Linked DNA regions of Mus musculus: region 2 is linked to region 1. A link is a loop called in an ENCODE intact Hi-C map of the cell type or tissue named here. Cell type or tissue: left cerebral cortex. All regions are shown on one strand. Links, peaks and the distances in the headings refer to the core of each region. The heading gives the core; the rest is flanking DNA.

Evidence for each region. A loop is a pair of places that touch in the nucleus more often than their neighbours do. Peaks named below come from ENCODE experiments on the same cell type or tissue, not always from the same donor. Only the 100,000 strongest peaks of a DNase experiment are listed, where the experiment ranks them.
Region 2: it touches region 1 in a loop (4-fold over the local background); 1 of 42 quality-filtered maps calls a loop at or near these places.

Annotation. Positions count from the first base shown.
Region 1 is chr9:27,144,757-27,156,059 of GRCm38, forward strand. It overlaps Jam3 (junction adhesion molecule 3), which reads right to left and starts at 10,665. Exons shown (of 9, transcript NM_023277.4): 1 at 10,535-10,665. The coding sequence starts at 10,610. It overlaps LOC115487155 (a long non-coding RNA gene), which reads right to left and starts at 3,830. Exons shown (of 2, transcript XR_003948113.1): 1 at 2,755-3,830. In left cerebral cortex, for the core only: a CTCF peak has its summit at 5,860 (motif pointing left); DNase peaks (open chromatin) are centred at 4,483 and 5,314; H3K4me3 peaks cover 1,078 bases; H3K27ac peaks cover 4,316 bases.
Region 2 is chr9:27,196,158-27,206,003 of GRCm38, forward strand. No RefSeq gene overlaps it. Among named protein-coding and RNA genes, the nearest start is that of Jam3, 46 kb to the left of the region's middle. In left cerebral cortex, for the core only: no CTCF peak of the experiment used is centred there; DNase peaks (open chromatin) are centred at 5,516 and 7,214; H3K27ac peaks cover 3,109 bases.

The DNA.
Region 1 (11,303 bases), core at 3,462-8,461:
TCCTGCCCCAGGGACAGCACGCCATCATGGAAGTGTGTAAACTATAGCAATTTATATTTGAATGACAACATTCTTTTCATGACAAACACTAAAAGGAAAGTGCGTGGCTCTTCTGTTAATCAAAAGAGGAAACAAGTAAAATAGAGCTTTCTGGAAAAGTTCTATTCACCCCAACAGCACGATCTTCACAGGCTAGGCACTGTCTGCACCTCTAGACTCACAGGCAGTGAGGAGATAGTAAAAGAACAAACAAATAGTTTGGGCTAAACCAGAAAGCAGGGAGGGTGGCAGAGCACGTGCTCATATTTTAGCATTTCAGGGTTCTCTGTGTTTTTGAGCCAAAGGGAATAAAAGGACACAGAGCCTAACATTTTCAAGTTGTTGCAAGGACCCTGCAAAGGACAACAGTCATCCTCGAGGTGGCAGCTGGCAGCTGGCCCTGGGGAAAGCCTGCTCTCCAGACAAGCATCCTTGAGTTAGGCCGAGCCGTCACGGGTGAACCATGCTCCTCCTAAGCAGAGGCAAAACCCTACCTGCCAAAGTCACAGGAAACAACAAGCATTAGCTTTAGATGCCTAAGACTTTGGATAGTTGGAATGTCAAATATGGAAGCTATAATTTTTTTTTAAAGATTTATTTATTTATTTATTATATGTAAGTACACTGTAGCTGTCTTCTGACATTCCAGAAGAGGGAGTCAGATCTCGTTACGGATGGTTGTGAGCCACCATGTAGTTGCTGTGATTTGAACTCTGGACCTTCGGAAGAGCAGTCCGGTGCTCTTACCTGCTGAGCCATCTCACCAGCCCATGGAAGCTATAATTTTTAACTGTGCATAAATGTTAAACATTTGTTTGCATGTTGAATGAGCCAGGATTTCAACCTATTGTAGTGACAACTTTAGAATTTTGGTGTCTTTAAAAAACGTGGAAATGTTATGTAAGAATTTGAATCCCAGGTGTGGGATATGAGGCTGCTTCAGTCTGTTCACTGCAGCTATGATTTGCCTCGTGCTCTAGCAGAGGCGTGATTTTGCCAGCTGCAGGCAGTTTCTGAGATTTTGCCACAAATGTGGAGTTCTGGGGACTTTTCAGAGGATATAAAAATGCTAGGGCCCCCGAGTTGGTGGTGGATTTTTTTTGATTGGTTGTTGTTGGTCCAAGTTTATTGAATAGTTGTATGCAAAAGAAAAAAGAAGACGAAATTAGATATTCTGACAGCAAGGAAGATCAAACTTGCACCAAGGAACCTGAAGGCCCTAATCAGCAGCAAGATAATAATGCTCCAATAATGCTCCCCCTTTCCTCTCTATCCATTATTTCTCATATCTAGGATGAGGAGGTGAAAAAGGTGGAAAAAGGGTGCAGAAGGGTAGAAGGAAGAAGAACCCACAAAGTAGCCAAAGGACGAGCTATAACCTGCAGCCCAAACTGGGCTCACACTCAAGTCCCTCCCGGGTCAGTGTCCTGAATACCAGGGCTGATTATAGACGCAGAGCCTCAAGTCTTTCAAAGACTAAAAACTTAAAGAAAACATTCCAAAAGAACCAAGTAGAGACTGGAGAGGTGGCTCAGTGGTTGAGCACTGACTGCTCTTCCAAAGGTCCTGAGTTCAAATCCCAGCAACCACATGGTGGCTCACAACCATCCATAATGAGATCTGATGCCCTCTTCTGGTGTGTCAGAAGACAGCTAGAGTGTACTTACATACAATAAGTAAATAAATCTTAAAAAAAAAAGGAACCAAGTAATATTTCAGAAATGAACATAATAATCAGTAGGGGAAAGTCCTCCAGGCATTGGTTCAATAACAGAAAAGGCTGGAAGCAGAAATAGCCGGTTGCAGAATTCAGAATAGCTTACACAGCCAAGAATATAACAGTATGAGAGGGAAAAAAACAACCGTCTTGGAGAACACAGGAACTGAATACATGCAGTCAGAGCCCCAAGTTGAAAGGATAAGGAAAAAAAAAAGATGACTATTTAAATACTTAATACACAGGAAAAAATAGATATATAATCTATAAAATCTAAGTAGAAAACTAAAAAGAAACTCATCTTAGTGACACACTACAGAAACTTTTCAAAATGCACCTCCCTTCTCCCCACACCCCACCAAAAAAAAAAAAAAAAAAAAAAAAAAAAGAAGGGGAAAGGAGAAAAACAACCTTTAATGTAGCTAGGGAAGAGATTAGCAATATAGAGGAGGCAATGGATACAACTCTAAACTTCTCTTACATTTTTGGTTGTGAGCCCAGCCTTTAACAGCTGAGTCATCTCTCCAGCCCAACTCTATCAACTTCACAACCAGAGGGCACCGAGCATACACTGTCTTTTCCTCATCCTCTCTCTCTAAGTTCTAAGACAAAAGGACTAACAACCTAAAATAATGTGTCCAGTAGCTATGCACTTGAAGAACATTAACTTAGGTACAGTTTTGTAGACACAGGCACCTCCCTCATCGCAGTTTTAGTTACCTGAGGTCAGCTGCATCCTGGAATAGCAAATGAAAACTCCAAAAGCTGAAGTTCCTAAGTTAGAAACCGTATGGCACTCTGCTGAGATAAAAACTTATGCTGTCCTGCTCATCCTACCTGAGATACGGATCGCCCCCTTACCCATCATGCCTACACCACATGCATGACGGCTCACTGTTCACTTCAGGAGGCGTCTGGCCAATGGGTCAACCATCACTACAGACTGTATCCATGTAACCCTTATTTTACTCAGCAGTCCCAACTCTGGCAATTCAGACCTGGCACCGAGGAGCTGCACAGTGGGGCTCTTCAGTGAAAAGCTGAACATTCTTGACTTGATGGCAAAGAAAAAGAAGTCATTCGAAGTATCTTCTAACTAGTGTGAAGGAAAAAGACATTAATTGTACTTCTTTGTCCAAAAACTGCATAACTCTCAGACATAGTACATGACATGGCACTCTTAAGAGGGAAAAGGCATGATGTTTACAGCTTGTGTTCAGGAAACATCCCACAACACAGGGTTCTGTTCTGCCCAGGTTTAGGAATCGACTGGGTGTCTTGAACAGACTGTCCACAGCTAAAAGGAGAGTCCAGAATACAAACCAAGCCCAGTCTAGAACCAGGATACCCATTCTACAGAACATTACTAAGACTATTAATACTTGCTAGGTGATCTGTCCACTGCTTTGGAGAGAGCACTATAGATGTCCCACTTTGGGTATGGCTCTTTTGTTTATTGTGACCTTGGGCCAGGCCTCAGATTCCATATCTACAAATTCAGTACTGGCAAATCACAATGAGCTGCGACTAATTAAGGTAGCTCAAGTTCGTGTCCTCCTAAAGCCTATGTTGTAACGGTAATCCCTAATTAGATGGTATTAGGTGCAGGCTTTAAAAAGTAACTAGGCTTAGGTCATGAGGGCAGGATGCCATCACAGGATCATGGCTGCTAGAAGAGACGTCACGCTCTCGCTCCTCCAGCCTATGAAAAGACAGTAGCCATCCACGAGCCAGGAAGAAGGTCTCACTAGGGAATGGACATGCTAGCAACCTTGCTCTCAGACATTTAAGACGACAAAGCAGTGAGACACAGCTGTCTATGGTGTAAGGCACTGGCTTATGAAATTACGCTATAGTAGTCTGAACTCACTATCTTATCTGGTACAATCCATACAGTGCCCAGCACACAGCATTCAACAGCTGTTATCAATCCTGATAACCCAGAGTCTCAGCAAACACTAACACACTCCAAGCACATCCCTGTCTACACTTTCCCTCCACTGTTCTCTCTTCCCACATCTCTACTCACCTAAACCTGCACTTATGTGGTCAGTAGGAAGCCAAGTGTGGTGTCACATACCTGTAACCGTGCGCCAACAGCTGAGGCAGAAGAATCGCTCAGTAAGGCCATGCAAGCATGACGGCCTGAGAGGCTCCCTCAGAACCCAGGCAACACAGCACAAGCTGCAATCCCAGCAATGGACAGGTAGTGACAGGAAGCCCCCTGGGGCTTGCTGTCCACTCTGCCAAGTAGACTCTGACCAGTCCTCGGTTCAGTGAGAGGCCATGTCTCAAAAAATAAGAGAAAGCAATTACACGCGCGCGCACACACACACACACACACACACACAGAGGGGTTGGGGAGAGAGGGGGGGATAGAGGCAGAGAGAGACAGAGACAGAGAGAGGCACAGACTGAGTTCCAGGCAAGCCTGAGCTACATAAGCCCAGACTGTTATTTGTTAGCAAAAGAAAGAACAAAACAAACACAGAAGTGCTTTAATTAAACCGTGGTGGCCAAAGAAAGAGAAGCAGCTGTCTGAGGGTCGGCTCCATCCACCATAAGCTTGAGGACAGCTGCGAGGTTGCACCTCATTCTAAAGACAGGGATGTCCACTGGGCAGGAACAAATGACAGGCACACGGGCGATGGGCACACGGTCGGGTAACTTTCTGCTTCCCATGAAAGCAACCTGCCCTCCTTACTCTCATCACCTTAGAGAATCATTCCCTCCCCCAAGCCCTAGTCCCATCCCCCTACTCCCCATCCCAGCCCGGGAGCTCAGCGGCTGGCACAGGGCAGTGCTCAAAGTGCAGCAACAGCAAGCCAGGCAATCACTCGGGCTCTTTTGTTTGTCCCTAATGATGGGGGCAGGGCAGGTACTTCAGTCCCCCTTAACCATTTGTTGACGCCACAGCTGTTCTCCTACCCAAAGCCAATGGCAATTAATCGCTGAAATGTGTCACAAAGAATACATGAGCAAACAACTGAACTCCAGGGACATTCCTCCTTCATCCAATTCGGTGCTGCTGTGAAGAAACTAGATAAAGGCAGAGGCTACTTGTATTAAACAAATCAGGTTTTCCCTTTACTAATGTCAAATCTAAAATCCCAGTACTGTAACTATGAGAAATCAAAACAAAACACAACTTTTAAAAAATTATATATCTATATAAAAAAGAACAAAACTCATTAAAGACTTCAAAAATAAAGCAAAAGGATGAGGAAGGGAAGGCACAAAGCCAAGAGCGAGCAGCCCAGGGCACTGCTGTTTAGAAACAACCTATCAATGATCTCTACATTTTCCCCTGGTGTTTTACATAACTGTAATCACAAATTGTAGTAGTCGCAGCCTGTGTCCTTTAAAGCGCCTGATAAACATTTCTCCACATTTTTCCTCTTAACTTTGCAGCTACACAGAGTAGATGACAGAAAATACCATTTCCTTCCACGACAACTACTACAGTAAAAACTGAGACTACCCTGTCGTTCCTGCAGCCGCTGAACTAAAATAAGATCTACTAAAAATGCCTAGCCACGCAGAGTGGTTAAAAATGTTAACTGGCTTTCAAGTGACACAGACAGACGACAGGCAAGACTTACTAGAGCCATCTCTGTCCTGGGTCAGTTTCTTCTTTAACATCACTGCTAACTGTCCTCACACCAACGGCCAAAAGCCCAGTGTGAGTGGTCATACACGCATACTGGCTCTTCAAGGCTAGGCTTCTTACTCATTGTGTGCCCGTGCTGTGGTGAACAGTACCTGACATAATGGAGGAGACATGCTAACACGCTGGTTGGAATGATTACTACGATTATGATTATTCAGACAGGAAAGATGACTGTGAGTTGAAGTTACCAGACACAACAGACGATATGACTGGCAGAATTTGACTTTAACAATAATTGTAGAAACAAAGTAAACCAGCGTAGACTGGGATACTCGACAGATGAAAGACATAAAGGCTGGAAAGAGCTCAGCATTTAAGGGCATTTGCTACCCTTGCAGAGGACCCAGTTCTGGGCCCAGCCCCTACACAGAGGTAACTCCAAGCCATCTGTTAATTCCAGCTCTGGGGGATCTAACACCCTCTTCTGGCCTCTCTGGGCGTGTGCATACATACAGTACACATACAGACAAACAAGTACGTATTCATGCAAATAAAGTTATGGGGACTGAATAGTTCAGTGGTTAAGGGCACTGGTTTTCTTCCAGAAGACTTGAGTTTGATTCCCAATACTTACCTGGCAGCTCACAAGCATCTGTAACCTCAGTCTCAGAGAAGCTGATGCCTTCTTCTGGCCTCCTTGGGCACTCCACACACATGGAGCACAGATAAACATGCAGGCAAAACCCCAGTACATATGTGTGCTGGTTTGAGTGCGAATGGCCCCTATGGCTCATACATTTGAATGCTTGGTTCCCAGTTGGTCAAGCTGTTTGGGAAGGATGGGGACGTGTGGCCTGGTTGGAGGAGGTGTGTCACTGGAGATGGGCTTTGAGGTTTCAAAAGCCCATGTCATTCCCAATTAGCTCTTTCCTTCTCTTTTCTTCCTCCCTCCTTCTTACAGATTAAGATATAAGCTCTCAGTTACTGCTCCAGTGCCAGGCACACCTGCCTGCTGCCATGCGCCCCACCATGATGGTTACGGACTTTAACCCTCCAGAACTGTGAGCCCCAGGTTAAGTGTTTTCTTTTATACGTTGCCTTGGTCATGGTGTTTGGGCACAGCAACCAAAACGTTAATTAAGACATCATAAAATAAAACATTTATTTGAAAAATAAACTTTTAAAAGAAAAAGCAAAAAGACCTAAGCGAAGAATCTTCCTTATAGATTGAAAAGCAAAGCAGCATCGCAAATCCTGCTACGCACAGTGGTGGTGGGGGCGGTGAGAGGCAATACAGGGCACATAATCAATATCATAGAGAAGCAAGAAAACCAAAACACAGCAACCGGAAAAACCTCTGCCTCCTGGGACATCGGAAACAGGTAGATTTCTGTGCATCATGGCAAGCAGCAAAGAGGCAGTAAGCTAATGCTTTAGGCTGCCATTCAGTGGACAGTGTCCTTGCTAGCCTGAGTGTAAAAGAATCTGCTTACTCAACTTAGTTTCCAGATCTCTTCATATGCCAGTGCAGATATATGTATACAGTGCTAGACTTCAGAGGCATGTGCAAAGATTTAAAATGTGCACTCAGCCCAAATGCCATCACACACACACACGCACACAGACCTGATTGGAAACACCTTGAGAGAGGCTATAGAATCTGCTTCCCATCACCAGGATCAGCCAACTGCGTGCTCTAACCCACTCTCACACATATTTTCTTCTCTTTTACCCCACTTGTGCTTTAGAAGAATTCAAAGGATTTACGAAGAAGGAATTTGTTAATACCGCATCCCTAACAGCTGCAAGGTGGGTGCAGTATGTCCGTGGAGTCTTCTATTACAACGTACAATCAGAAAGCATGCTTGTGCATCCGCTGCCTTTCAGAAAATGGACTTAGGGCTATCCCTTGGGGGCTGCCTGGAGAGCACCTTCCACTAAACTTTAGGAGATGGAGCTCTGTGACTACTGAGTTTAACACTGCAATTATTTAATGACTAAGATCCCTACCAACTATCCACTCAGTCTCCTCAGCCTGTAGCCTGACCATAAACAAGTCATTTGAAGATGAGCAGTGGTTCCTTCCAAGTATTTCATGTTTTGGGATCAGCTGTCCTCTGTTTTTCTTAAAGGGCACATACAACCCTGAAAATGACTGTGACAATCAAGTGATCAAAAGGAAATAAAATGCCATAAAAAGGCAGGAGCTATATGTTCAAGGCCCTGAGTTCAATCAAGCAATCAATCAATGTAGGACATTATAAAACATGTCTCAGGAGTCTAAGTAAACAGAAGAAACTGTCTTCAAGACTGCAAACTGTTGTTCTGGTTCTAAATAAAGTCTGTTCTCTGGTACACCGAAAGTTCTGGAAAGTTACTGACTTGCTACATAATCACTCAAAAAGGGGACGCGGCCTAACATCTGTAAGGCTGAATCGGACCAGCCATCCACCTCACAAAGGAATATTATACACATACAAACAGTATGTCTTTGAATGTGTGATCATTTTACTAAACTGATCCATAATAAGAATGTCCACTGTCAGACACAATAAACAAGTAGCCAAAGACTGAGCTGCCACAGACTAGAGACTTCCAGGTTTTCCGTGCCTGAGGTACCGCCTCCAGAGCCTGACCTCTGCATGCTGGTTTCTTCATACACAAGTCAGGAAAAATAATAACACAGTCTTAAGTTATCAAAATTAAATGAAATAATTCACACTAAGGTCTCATAATACAGCCCAGGAAGGGCAATCACATGGAATGTTTACTATGTTAGGAATTATCTTTTTTAATTTTTGGAATATGGTCTCTGGGTAGCCCTGGCATGCCTTGAATTTGCCATGTAGCCTAGGCTGGACTTGAAGAACTGGCAGTGATCCCCCTGCCTCTCTCTGCCCCTCAAGGCCTGGGATTATAGGCATGTGTCACCACATACAAATTAGAATTTGTAAGTTTTTGCTGTCTCATGCTACCCCAGGGTAACCTGGAACTCACTGTGGATCCCGGAATGCCTTGGAGCTCAGTGATCCTCCTGCCTCAGCCTGCAGAGCACTGGGGTTACAAACATGAGTCACAGCAGGCAGGAAGGCAGGAGCTAGCATTTTTAAATGAAAATGGTACACAGAGATACCAAGTGAAAAGTGTAATCCTAAAAATTAAGAAGGCACAGCTGTCCCCTATGAAGATGACACGTCTTTAAAGGCTAATTTTACATTTACTTCTGTGTGAAGGGCCCACATGCATGTATGAATTTGAGCGCCCACAGAGCTCAGAGAAGTGTGTCAGATACCCCGAGGCTCAAGCTGTGTGCTGGTTGAGCCATCAAGTTGGTGCTGTGAACAGAACTTGGGTCCTCTGCCACAGTACTCCTTTGTATTCACTGAGTACCTCTCCAGCTTTAAGGTAGACGTAAGGTAAAAACTATATAATAGGAAATTCCTTCCTTTAACAAGAAAGCTACAGCCGGGCAGTGCTAGCGCACGCCTTTAATCCCAGCACTTGGGAGGCAGAAGCAGGCAGATCTCTGAGTTCAAGGCCAGCCTGGTCTACAGAGTGAGTTCCAGGACAGCCAGGACTACACAGAAAAACCCTGTCTCGGGGAAAAAAAAAAAAAAGAAAGAAAGAAAGAAAGCAAGCAAGCTAGCTACAGCTGGCACCTCATCTTGCCTTCAATCCTAGATTACAAATATCTACTGTAATTCCTATGGAATGGAAGTAAATCCCATCCCTCAATACCAAGAAACCCACCAACTTAAACCCCGCCTGAGGGGCAGCATCTGAGACAAGAGTCTATGGAGCCCTTAGCCGTCTCTACTTCTACTAACAAATCATCATGAAGAAATTCATCCCTCAAGTCAACTGCAAAATATTTTCTCCAATAAAAACTGCAGAATTTCATGTGAGGGAATCTCTCCAACAATAGGGAGTTGTTCTAGTCTGTGAATAGTACGTGCCAGTGGCACCAGCACAGTGGGAGTTGGACATTGCTGACACTCCTGTCCCCTGGCTAGCCTCGGGTCAGCTCTATCTCCCAACTGCATTTGGCTTTAAAATTTAAAATCAAGCAAAATATATGGTAAAAAAAAAAATGTATGCTAAGCCTCATCCTTGCTACAGAAGCCTGTTTCCAACACTTCTGCACCAGAGCCCCTGTTTTCTACCACCACCCTGAGCACCCCACTAGAATAAGCGTCAAACACAAAAGCGCTTTGTCTTCTTGCCTGACCACCCCCCACTCCCAACAGTGCTTTGGTGTATTAATTTGTATACTCTGGAGAACATCGTAGGCGTCAGCAAAGCCAAGGAACAAACCAAGGGTTGAGGAGTGGTCCGGGTTGGGTTACCTTCTGAAGAAGGAGTGGTGCCTTATGAAACCTTAAGTTTGCCACTACTTGTTTGGCCGTCAGTTCTTAATGAAAAAAATTTTTTTAAAGAAGACTAATATTCGCCTCTAAAAATGGGTTCACAAACCCACTTCACTGAGCTGTTTTAAGGACTGAGATAATAGCTTCGAAGTGCCCTGTGGTATTTATGGAAAGTAACTGCAAAGTAAACTTTACAGTGCTTTTCGCCCAACCGACCAGGGAGATACTGTCTCCCAGGAATTCCACTGGAAAGAAATGAGCAAAACTTTCAAGTTTAGCAGTGTGTCGGGATCAAATGATCCAGATGCTATTTGGGAGTCAGGGTCTCCTCCACCACGCTGCAACAAAGATGCTCATCCCTGTGCAGTCCCCATCTCCGCACAAGGCTGGCTGGCCTTGCCCAGTTCAGCTTCTTTGTTGACCCTAGCAGCTCCTGGGAGGACAGGCCTCTGGAGCTTCCCAAGCCGCTTGTCCTCCACGACTTCTGGGTACCACACTGCTTGCTGATGGGGTGTTTCCTCCAGCAAGTTTTAGAGCCCGTGAGGCATCTGCCACGGTCCTTCTAGAGGGCCGTGTCCCTGTACGGGACCAGCCGCATCCACGCGGGTCTGCCCGAGACCGGACCCGACCCGACCGCTCACGGAGCCTCGCCCGCCACGCTCCCGCAGAGGCCACCCCTCAGCTTCTCGGCCGGACCTGGAGTCGTGGGAGCCGAAACCGCTATTCCACCGCGGCCCGGGCCGCTCTGTCCCCATCGGCACAGACCACACACTTCCTAGCGGCACTGAAGCGTCAACTCACCCCTGAAGAGCAGCAGCAGGAAGAAGTCAGGCAGCCGCGCGTACAGTCGAAGTCGCAGCCGCCGGCTCAGCGCCATGTCGAGGGGAATGTGAGGGGCTCAGGCTCGGAGCGGAGAACCGGCCTCGTGCGCATGCGCCCAGCCTGCTTGGACCCTGCGACCCGCCTCCAGTTTCCATAGCGACCACGCGGCCTCGGCCGAGCCGGCACCATAGTGACCGAGAAAGCTCAAGTCTGGTTGCTATGGATGCAAAGATGCTCAGTGCTTCCAGGTGCTACCTCTGTCGATGAACTTAGCGGGAAGAGAATTAAAAAGCGTGTCTGGGAGGGAGGCGGGGTAGATTTATGAAACTGTAGATTATCGCTACAGATCTAAGAAGGATTACTCCATTAAGATTTAGGGAATGATGGGGCTGGAGAGATGGCTCAGCAGTGAAGAGCACCTGTTGCTCTTACAAGGACCCAGATTCCATTCCCAGCACCCATATTGTGGTTCACAACCACCTGTAACTCCAGTTCCAGGCGATCTGACGCCCTCTTCTGACCTCTGACGGCACTAAACATGCTTGTGGTGTGTGGCACTAAACATGCAAGCACAACACTCATACACATGAAATAAAATAAATCATTTTTAAGGAAATGTGTGTTATTTTACAAATAAAATCATGACAATTTTTGAAACAGTATTTTCACACCTATAGAGGTCCTGATTCCAAAAGTAATGAAAGGAGAAAATGCTGAAATCTGCATAAATATTAGCAAGATACGCCAA
Region 2 (9,846 bases), core at 3,137-8,136, 51 kb after region 1:
AAGTGTTCTTAACTTCTGAGCCATCTCCTCAGTAATCTCTTAAAAATGCACTGTGATTGAACTATCCAAAGGGCCCCAACATCCGGGTCACTTTGCCTCTCTGCCTAGACTTGGAGTGGGATGGGACAACAGAAAATCTTGTAGTCTCTTTGTTTATTTTAAGAAAAATTATATTTTTATTAATTATTTGGGAAAGTATTTTGGGGGACTGAAGAGATGGCTCACAGGTTAAGAGCACATAGTCTACTCATTCATACATAAAAATGAAATAATTTTTCTTTAAAAAAATGAAGAATGTATTTGGGTCATCTTAGTACCTCTGCCAAATCGCCTCAGATGCACCCTACCTCTCATATATATATGACTATCTATCTATCTATCTATCTATCTATCTATCTATCTATCTATCTATCTATGGAACATGATATATATGTCCCATTTAGGGCTGAGAACTCCAGTTTCTTTTTTTCCTTTTTAAATTGATTTGGGAATCTCACATTTTGTATCCTGATAGTGCTCACCTTCCATGTTCCCATGTCTCCCCTCCTCCTCTGTCCCCCTCCCAAAAAGGAAAAGGCAGGTCCATTTTGTATTGTCCATATACTCAGTGGAGCATGGTCAAATTCCTAGTTGCCAGCCCTCCTGACCCAGGGAGTCTTTCTCCAGTTGCAGCCATGCCAGAAGCCATCAACAGAGGAGAGCCACACCCATGGCCATGCCCTTGTCCCCAGTAGCATGGCACTCCAGTTTCTTATTATTTACATGTTGGTAATTTGTGGGTCTCTGCAGTACTGGACAAGGAAGCATCTCTGATGAGGGTAGAGAGATGCACTAATCAGTGAGTAATGATAAATCACTAAGGGTCATTTTTATGGAGTTGGAGAGATGACTCAGCAGTTTGGAGCACTGGCTGCTCTTCCAGAGGTCCTGTGTTCAATTCCCAGCAACTACATGGTGGCTCACAACCATCTGTAATGGGATCTGATGCCCTCTTCTGGTGTGTCTGAAGACAGTAACAGTGTACTCATAGACATAAAATAAATAAGTACTTTTTAAAAAATCATTTTTAATAATATGTCCATGTATCAGAATAATAGTACTAGGTTCTTCCCTGGGCCTATGACATGTCTAGCCTCAGGTTCTTAGACCCGGTCATGGCGCCAGGCACAGGTTCCACGCCATGGAGTAGCCCATAAATTGAGTCATGAAATGTTTAGTTACTCCCATTAACATTCATGCCACTGCAGCAGCAGTAGGTGGTCTTGCCAGGGTAGTTGTTGCTGTAGCTCGCAGGGTTCACAGCTCAGTGAAACTGAGGATTACTGATCACCTCTGGTCGCACGCGCAGTACATTCCAGCACTGTGGAAGCCAGTCAGTGGGGAGAAGCTTCCAGTTTAGTGCCAATTTTGTTTCTCTGCATCTTTGATGCAAGTATGTGGTGTCTTCAGCAATAGAGTCTCACCATCAAGTTCTGGAGGGTAACCAAGAGCAGTGACAGTAGCCTGTAATGTTTGGGGGCTTATGACGCCCTACTGATCAACAGCTCAAAAAGAGGTAACCTATTTCTAGTATTGGAGTTTTAATTTGCTAGCATGGAGTATCTAGTAAGGCTATGGTTCCTTGCTCTCATTATAGGGTAATTCCATTTAAATTCTTTATATTTATATATGCATATTGAATACAATGTCTACAGTAGTAGATTTCCATACAACTGTTTGAAAAGTCTTTAGTGTTAGTTACTGCTCTTCATAGTCTCTCCTCTACCATCTTCTTGTCCTCCATGCCCTTTAACCTTTCCTGATTTCTTATTCTCCTTTCCACCTTTACAGCACTGTCTTCTGTCTTCCCTCTCTTGAAGGATTCCCTTCCATGGTCCCTTAGTAGTATCCTAACCTTTATGGGTATTCCAAATGAAATGTGCACATCCTAAGATTCAAAGCTAACGTTCATACCTGAGCAAAACCACACAGTATTTGTCTTTCTGTGTCTGGGTTGCATCATGCAGGAGGATAGCTTCCAGTTCTACCCATTTACCTGCAAATTTCATCATTTTATTTTCCTCAATTACTGGGTAATATCTCATGGTGCAAGTGCCCTGTATTTAAACTGTCATTCTGGTACTCTTGTGTTCTTGTCTGAGCTCTGTGAACTTTGTTATTTGTTTTTTATTTATTTTTCCAGTTTCTTAAGCAACTCATATCCTTTTCCTTTTAAAGACTTGTTTAAGAGACGATTCAATGGTTGAGAGCACTGGATATTTTTCCAGAGACCTTGGCTTTGATTCCTAGCACTCAAATGATGGCTAACAACCATCCACGACTCCAGTTCCAGGGACTACAATGCCCTATTCTGGCTGTGGTACTGCACACACATGGTACACAGACCTATATGCAGGGAAAATTCTTTGGGTTTCTTTTCATTTTATGTGTAGTTGTCTATTTATTGTTATAGTTTATTGTTTAAATTAAAATATAGCTTAGAACCTTTTTTTTGGAGACTTACTTTACTGTATGAGTGCTTTGTCTGTGTATATGCATATAAGAATATATGTTTATTTACCACATACCTGTAGAGGCCAAAGATAGTGTTAGACCCTTAGAATTTGAGTTATAGATGGTTGTGAACTGCCATGTGGGCGCTGGAAACTCAACCCCCGTAAGAACAGCAAGTGCTCTTAACCACAGAGTCATCTCTCTGGCCCTTGTTTCAGTTCTTTTGGGACAAGGTCTCAAATGTAGCCAGGGCTAGGCTTGAATTTGCTGTGTAGCCAGAACTTCCTTTGTATTTCTGATCGTCCTGCAGCCACCTCTCCAGTACTGTGATTGCTGCATGGGCTGCCCTGCTTAGCTATGCTGTGAATTGTGTAAGAGACAGATGAGAGCATAGGTTGAAACCTCCCAGATGTTTTAGCAAGCCCAAGGGAGTGGGTGTTGTGACTTTTTAGGGGAGCAATGACTATACTGGGAGAAACAGAACTTCCCTTTAATTTCTTGTTGAAGATTGTGCAGGAGAGGAAAAATGTAGGTCTCAGCCGCCCCATCCCCCATCCCCGTGAGGTCTTGGACCATTCATGAAATCTCTATGAGCCCCTCATTCTTAGCTGTCAAGAAAGAATATAATAATCCTATCTCACAGCTTTGCTGGAAAGATTAGATGAGAAACTGAAAGTGTAAGGCCTCTCACGCTGTGAAGAGCTCTAGAGAAGTTATTATGGATGGAGCAGATATGAGTGTTCAGGTGTCAGGACCAAAAGAGGCAGTGAGCCGAACTTGCTCTCTATGAGGCTTAATGAGGGATTCGGAGAAAAATTAAGGAACAGGAAACACTGCGAAGCCTCTGAGCCTTGGGAGCCGAGGAAAGCAGGTTTCCAGTTCTGCAACTCTATCCGCGAAGAGAACCATCATCTGTGTCACAGCCTTCAGACCCTTGTATGGGCTACAGAGATGCTGAGCATGATTGGCATATCAGGGTATGAAGGTGAGGCACTGGCTAGGCGGGGCATGGATGGGTGTCTGCAGGAAGGATCCAGAGTCTTAGAGTAGCTTGGCTTGTTCCATGGATAAGGAGGTGGAAGGCAGATACCCCAAAACAGGTTGGCACTGTAAAATAAACAACCAATGTGGGTAAAAGAAATGTTAAAACACTAAAGGCATTAGAAGGACCCTTCATCCTTTTCTGCTTTTAATGCCCCATCTATGTTACATCCTCGTGGGATTTTTAAGTTCCCTTTGGACAAGAACCTTGTCATTTTGGTTTACACATCTTCATGGTGCCTTGCAGACAGAATCTCTTAATACGTACTGCTTGACTGAGTGATTGGGAGAGAGCAGGAACAAAGAGAAAGGGGAATAAGAGATGAGCTGTTTTTTACATCCATTGTGAAGGCGATCAGAGCATCTGTGCTTTGGTACTGATTGGGGCACAGTTTAAATCTGACTCCCTGTCTACAGAGAAAAGAAGTCCTAATACTAACAGAACCTTGGCTTTGTGTTCCTTCTGCCTTGGCAGTGTCTGGAGGGGATAGGACCATCAGATGGAGGGGTGGAAGGCAGAGTTGGCTGAAGGCAAGGAGGTTTGGAAGAGAATTAAGGCACTGCAGAGATCATGTCCCTGAGACAAGGTTTCTCTGTATAGCCCTGGCAATCCTGGATGTCTCTGTCTTAAAATGTTACATTGAGTTAGTTAGTCCAATTACTACGAAGATGAAACAAGTCCCAAGGTCATACTGTTTGCCAGTGTCAGTGACAGATCTAGGACCAGAATGAGAATCTTGATTTCTAACCCCAAGCCCTTCCAAAGACTACAAATTATGTCTTAAGATTGATCCTAAAGAGAGACCTGGGCCTATGAACTAGGCTGAGTTTGCAAGTCTACTTCCTGCCTGGAGACAAAAGGCTATCCTGAGCTGAGTAAGTCTGCCCCAGAGAACAAAAAAAAATGTCATAGATAATGTTTCCCTCATTTTCTCTTTCCTGTGGTCCAGACAGTGGCTGCAGGTGTGAACACGTTCCCTGTGTTGATTAGTTTATGTCAACTTGACACAGGCTAGAGTCACTGAGAGGAGGTAATCTCAATTGAGAAGATGCCCCTGTAAGATCAGACTTTCAGTCAGGGTTTCATTGCTGTGAAGGGACGATATGACCAAGGTCAACTCTAGTAGAAGAAAATATTTAACTGGGGCTGGCTCACAGTTTCAAATGTTCAGTCCATTATCATCATTACTGGAAGCATGGCCTGGTTCAGGCAGACATGGTGCTGGAGGAGCTGAGAGTTCTATATCTTGATTTGAAGGTAGCCAGGAGACTCTGGATCACACTGGCTAGACATGAGTATGTATGTGAGACCTCAAAGCCCTGCCTTTACAGTGACACACTTCTCCTAACAAGGCTACATTTCCTCCAATAAGACCACACTTCCTAAAAGTGCCACTTCCCATGGGCCAATCATATTCAAACTGCCACACACCTAGAGGGCGCTTTCTTAATCAGTGACTAATGGGGGATGGTCCAGCCCATAGTTGGTGGTGCCATAACTGGACTGGGTTCTATAATAAAAGCAGGCTAAGCAAGCCCTGGGGAATAATCCAGTAAGCAGGACTCCTCCATAGCCTCTTCATCAGTTCCTGTCTCTAGGTTCCTGCTCTGTTTGAGCTCCTGTCCTGAATTCCTTTGATGATGAACTGTGATGTGGAAACATAAGCTAAATAAACCCTCTCCTTCCCAAGTTGCTTTAGTTGTGGTATTCCATGGCAGCAATTAAAAACCTTGACGTACACAAATCAGAGAAGAAAGTTAATGGCCCTAGCTTGCATCCAGAGCAAGATGGAGACAGACATCCTATAATCAGTCCCCATGCATGATGACTACCTCCTTCAGGACTCAAGACTGTGAAGAAACCCGCCTTCCGTTTCCCTCTGTGCATATGAGAGGAGAGGGAGCTAGGCTGAGAGGCCTATTCTGGCTTCTGGCTCTGTCTCCTGCTCTCCTGCTTGGACTGAGCCAGAAGGGTAAGAAGAATGGGAAAAGAGAAATAAAAATAGCCAGAGGATGAAAGCCGCCATCTGTTGTGTGGGCGAGGGGGCCCTGAGGAAGAAGGTGTACTGCTTAGAGTCCAAGCTTCGAAGCTGAAATGGGGGATTTCTGACTTTTAACAGACCACAAGGAGCAGCCAAGGTCGGGGAGGACAGAGGATAGAGCAGAAAGGGTGCAGCTTCTGGAGTTTGGTATAAGTTTGGGTATAAATCCTTTATGGTTGCACATTCAAGTTACCCGACATCCCACTGTGAAGGATGTTAATGCTATCAACCTTGTGGCTTGGTGTTATTGTGAAGGTTAAACAAACATGTCAGGATTCCCTGAACTATGAAAGGCCAGCTCTGTTCTTTTCCATGATCTCAGCCAGGCCCAGCTCTCTGCCTGCCTTCCCTAGGATGCGTGATTGAGCAGGCAACTTCCTGGAACTCTCCTTCTGAAGAATTCAGTGTGTTATACTAAGGGACTTCTTTCTCCCTTGTGATTGTCTCCTGAAGTCACTATCAGACCACTAGGACACAGGGGCCACAGATGAGCACTTGAAAGAACTTCCCAACCAGAAGATGTTGGACTATGGTTGTGAGAGCAGTGTTTCAGCTAGAGAGGCACCGAGTCCCTGGACCTAAGCCCTCTTCTCAGATGCGTGTTTTATTCAGGAGACAAAGAAGACCACATTCATCTGTGTTGAATATCTGTTGGCACATCAGTGAGAGGGGGATTTGTGAGCAGACAGATGCAAGCTTAGATGTGAGCTTTACTTCCTTGTGACTGTAGGGTCTTTGGGAAGTGGTTCGCCTTTCCAGGTCTCAGCTTCCTTCTCTATAAATAAAGAGAATGCTACTTCACTTCAAGGTTTACTTTGGGGCTGGGGTTGTAATTGAGCAGTAGAACACATACTTAGCATGTGAAAAGTCCTGAGTTTAACACACGTGCATTCAGGTTCTGGCAGCATACACACACACTTACACAGACGCCCCCCGCCCCCCAGCTTTGAGGATTAAATTGGGATAGGCACAATGTTTAATCACTACTCAGTAAAGCCAACAAAGGCAATGCTTTCGAAAGAAATCAGTGCTAAACCACACAGACACACCAGTGAAGTCTTGGTCTTAGGATCCCAGTAAGGCCTTAACCTGCTTCAGGAGCCTCTACCTTCATCTCCTCCTTAGTGCAACAGATTTTAGCCTGTGGTCTACCCACTTGGTCCCACCTCTCACCCTGACAACCCCTCTCCTACATCTGAGCATGAATCCCTAACCACTGTGTTTTCTTAATAGCTGTGCTAGAAGTAACTGGGTGTCACCTTGGCTGCATGCTTACCTGGAGTCAGGGCTCTTGGGTAAGGACATGGAGGTTCCAGGCAGTGGTCTCAGGCAGAAAAATGGGCATCTCTTTGTTTGGGGCTGTTTCTCCAGCAGTTGGAGACTTCTGTTCGGGAGCTGGTTCAAGTCCCACCCCTGGCCTTTCAGCTCCCTGGGGGATCTGCTCAGTGCCAACCCTTTGCCCTTAGTGCCCCATTACCAATTCACAACAGACCCTTTCACACCTCAATTAGCCACTTAGGGAAAAGAAAGCACAAGAGCAGGCTGGGGAACCTGTCCAGCCTGAGATGAATAGCTTCCCAAGCCTGCTGTTGCCATGGCAGCCAGCTGGGAACACCGTTTCCAGGGCCTAAGGCTCTCAGACATGCATGGAGGGAGAGGGGGGTGTGCTATGCTGCCCTGCTGGGCTGCCCACTCTTTTCTCCCACCCTGGCCTCCTGGCTGTCTTAGCAACAGCTATCCCCATTGCCATCGCAACCAGTGCTACAGCTTCTGCACTGGCCAGGGGCAGTATCTAGAGAAGCAAGGTGGGGGTATGGTGTGTGTGTGTGTTTGTGTGTGTGTGTGTGTGTGTGTGTGTGTGTGTGTGTGTGTGTGTGTGACTAGTACAAAGCTGGAGAGGAAAGGGAAAGGGAAAGAGATGTGGCAGTCTTAGCCACACTAAAATTTTAAGGATGCGTCCTGATTATATGGAGAAGAGGCTCATCAGCGGGCACTCAGAGGGGCCCTTCGTGGGCTGATTATTACCCTGAGTTTCTAAGAGCATTCTTGTAGATCTGGCTATGTGTGGATTTTTTTTTTTTTTGATCAAAAAACTATTTGTAATTTTTTTTTCAGATTCTAACATATGACAAAGGTCCCTGGTAGGTAAGAACCTTAATTGCAAAGATGTGCTCTGCAGAACGATCTTGGGCTTGGCTGACAGCAGGCTTCGGGTAATGCTTAGGAAAGAAACTAGCATATGAAGGATAGAGCATGTGACTCACTACCCTGGAGGCTGTTCCTGTCCACAGGGTCCCTACCATCCATTGCTTTCCCAGATGTGAACCTCTGGGAGGGGGAAGAATGGAGTGTCTTGCTCCCAACAGCCCCTGTCAATGTTTTGTTGTTTGTCCCCTGGCTGCCAGGTAATGTGCACCTGGCACTATGAAGTGAGCTCTCTCTTACATGTACTGTCCACACTGTCCAAAGTCCAGGGGCGGCGGTAAGACGTTTCTTCAGAGGGTGATTTTACTGTAATCACTAGCCACTCAGGGAAGTCTTTTGTGAACAGTACCATACTACAGACATCTACTCACTATCTGGCCACTGGGATCCCTGTTCATGCCATACCCTCAGCTGGTGGCTGAAGGCAGAGATCCCAGTGTGGTACCCCGGAGGCAGACAGATGGCATGGCGCCTTTGGGTACCCATGTGCCTGGGCTAGAAGCCAGAATGAAGATGCTTAGGAATTCCACAGAGGCAGCTGGACCCCAGACTTCATTGCCAGCAGTGGAAGGGAGGCAGGTGTAAATGGAAGGCCGGGGGAAAGGGCAGGAGAGTGGGTAAAGCCTTGGGACCCCCCTCCAAGAGGTATCATAGACCACACTGAGGGGGCATGGCTGCCATCTCTAGGAGGCTGAGTAATTAGTGAATGGAGAAAAGCTTTATTAGTCACTGCTGAGAAGAAGCACAACAGGTATTATCCAATCAGCTAATGGAGGGCTTCATGGTTTTCAAGAGGCTGCTATAAGGAGGGAATTTTGTTCTCTTCTCTCTTTGCCCCCAGAAGACTCATGGTGCTGAGAGCAGACGGTGAGGGGGAAGAGGATGGGCCCTTATTCTTGAGTCACTTAGCTGCCAGGGTACGTTTTTGGGGCTCTGGGAAGCACAGCATAGTCAGCTGCCTGTTGGTAGGAGGTAAGGGTCAGATTAGGGAGGCGATGCTACAAATGACTGAGGGCCTAGTCAGAAGTCATAACTGAAAATGACTAAGTGATGAAGGAAGAGTCCTGGGGGCTAGAGCTGACTCAGGACTGATGCTGGCTGGAGGCTCTGCTCTCCCACCTGACTCACCTGCTCCTGAAAGAGGAAGGCTGCCTGAAGGAGGAGGTGAGTGATCCAGAGGATGTTGTTAAAGAAGCCATGTTTCTTATGCTGGGAAGCTTTGGGGGTGCAGAGTGAAAGAAAGGCCCCTTCTGGTTGGAGATGCAGCTCAATGGTAGAACATTTATCTAGGATGCCCAAGGCCCTGGATTTGATCCCCAGCATTGAACAACACCTCTCCCCGCCCCCCAAAAAACCCCATAAGAAACCACACAGGACACTTTCTCTAGTAGTAATTTTCCAATAATAATGTGAGAGGATAGGGTCTTCCTTGAGATGTACCATCAGGAGATGGGGCGAGGATGGGTCACAGACATGTGCAGCAGAAGGAGTGGAGATGCTAGTTAAGGGTACCCAGGTGTTGAGGTTTGGTCTTGCTGTCTATCTAAGCTAAGTAAGGGTTCTCAAGACCTAGAGTCTTCACGTAGACCCAAATGATTTCTGATTGGTAAATAAAATGCCAACAGCCAGTGACTGGGCATAACAGATACAGGTGGGGTTTAGGTTTCCCAGGCTTGAGGTTGGAGGAGGAGAAGCACGAGGTGAAGAAGATGGAGGAGGAAGGAGAAACCTCCATGGGTTAAGTGAGTTCAAGAGAATATGGTTCTGAGGGCTGGCCAATCGGAGTTAAGAGCAGCTGAAACATAGTAAGTGATAACTCAGGACTACTGATAGGAAAGTAGACTCTAACAGCACAGAGAGTAGATAACTGCCCAGATCTTGTGTTGAGTAAGGCTTATTGTAAATATAAAGGTTGCATGTGTCTTTTATCCAGGAACTAAATGGTCAAAGGTGGAGTAGAAACCTGGATTGGGATTAAATGATTCCTACAACACCCAGGTTTCAGGAACAGATGGAAAGTCACCAAGCCCTGGCTCCATTAGCCTGTAAAATGAGAATGAAATGC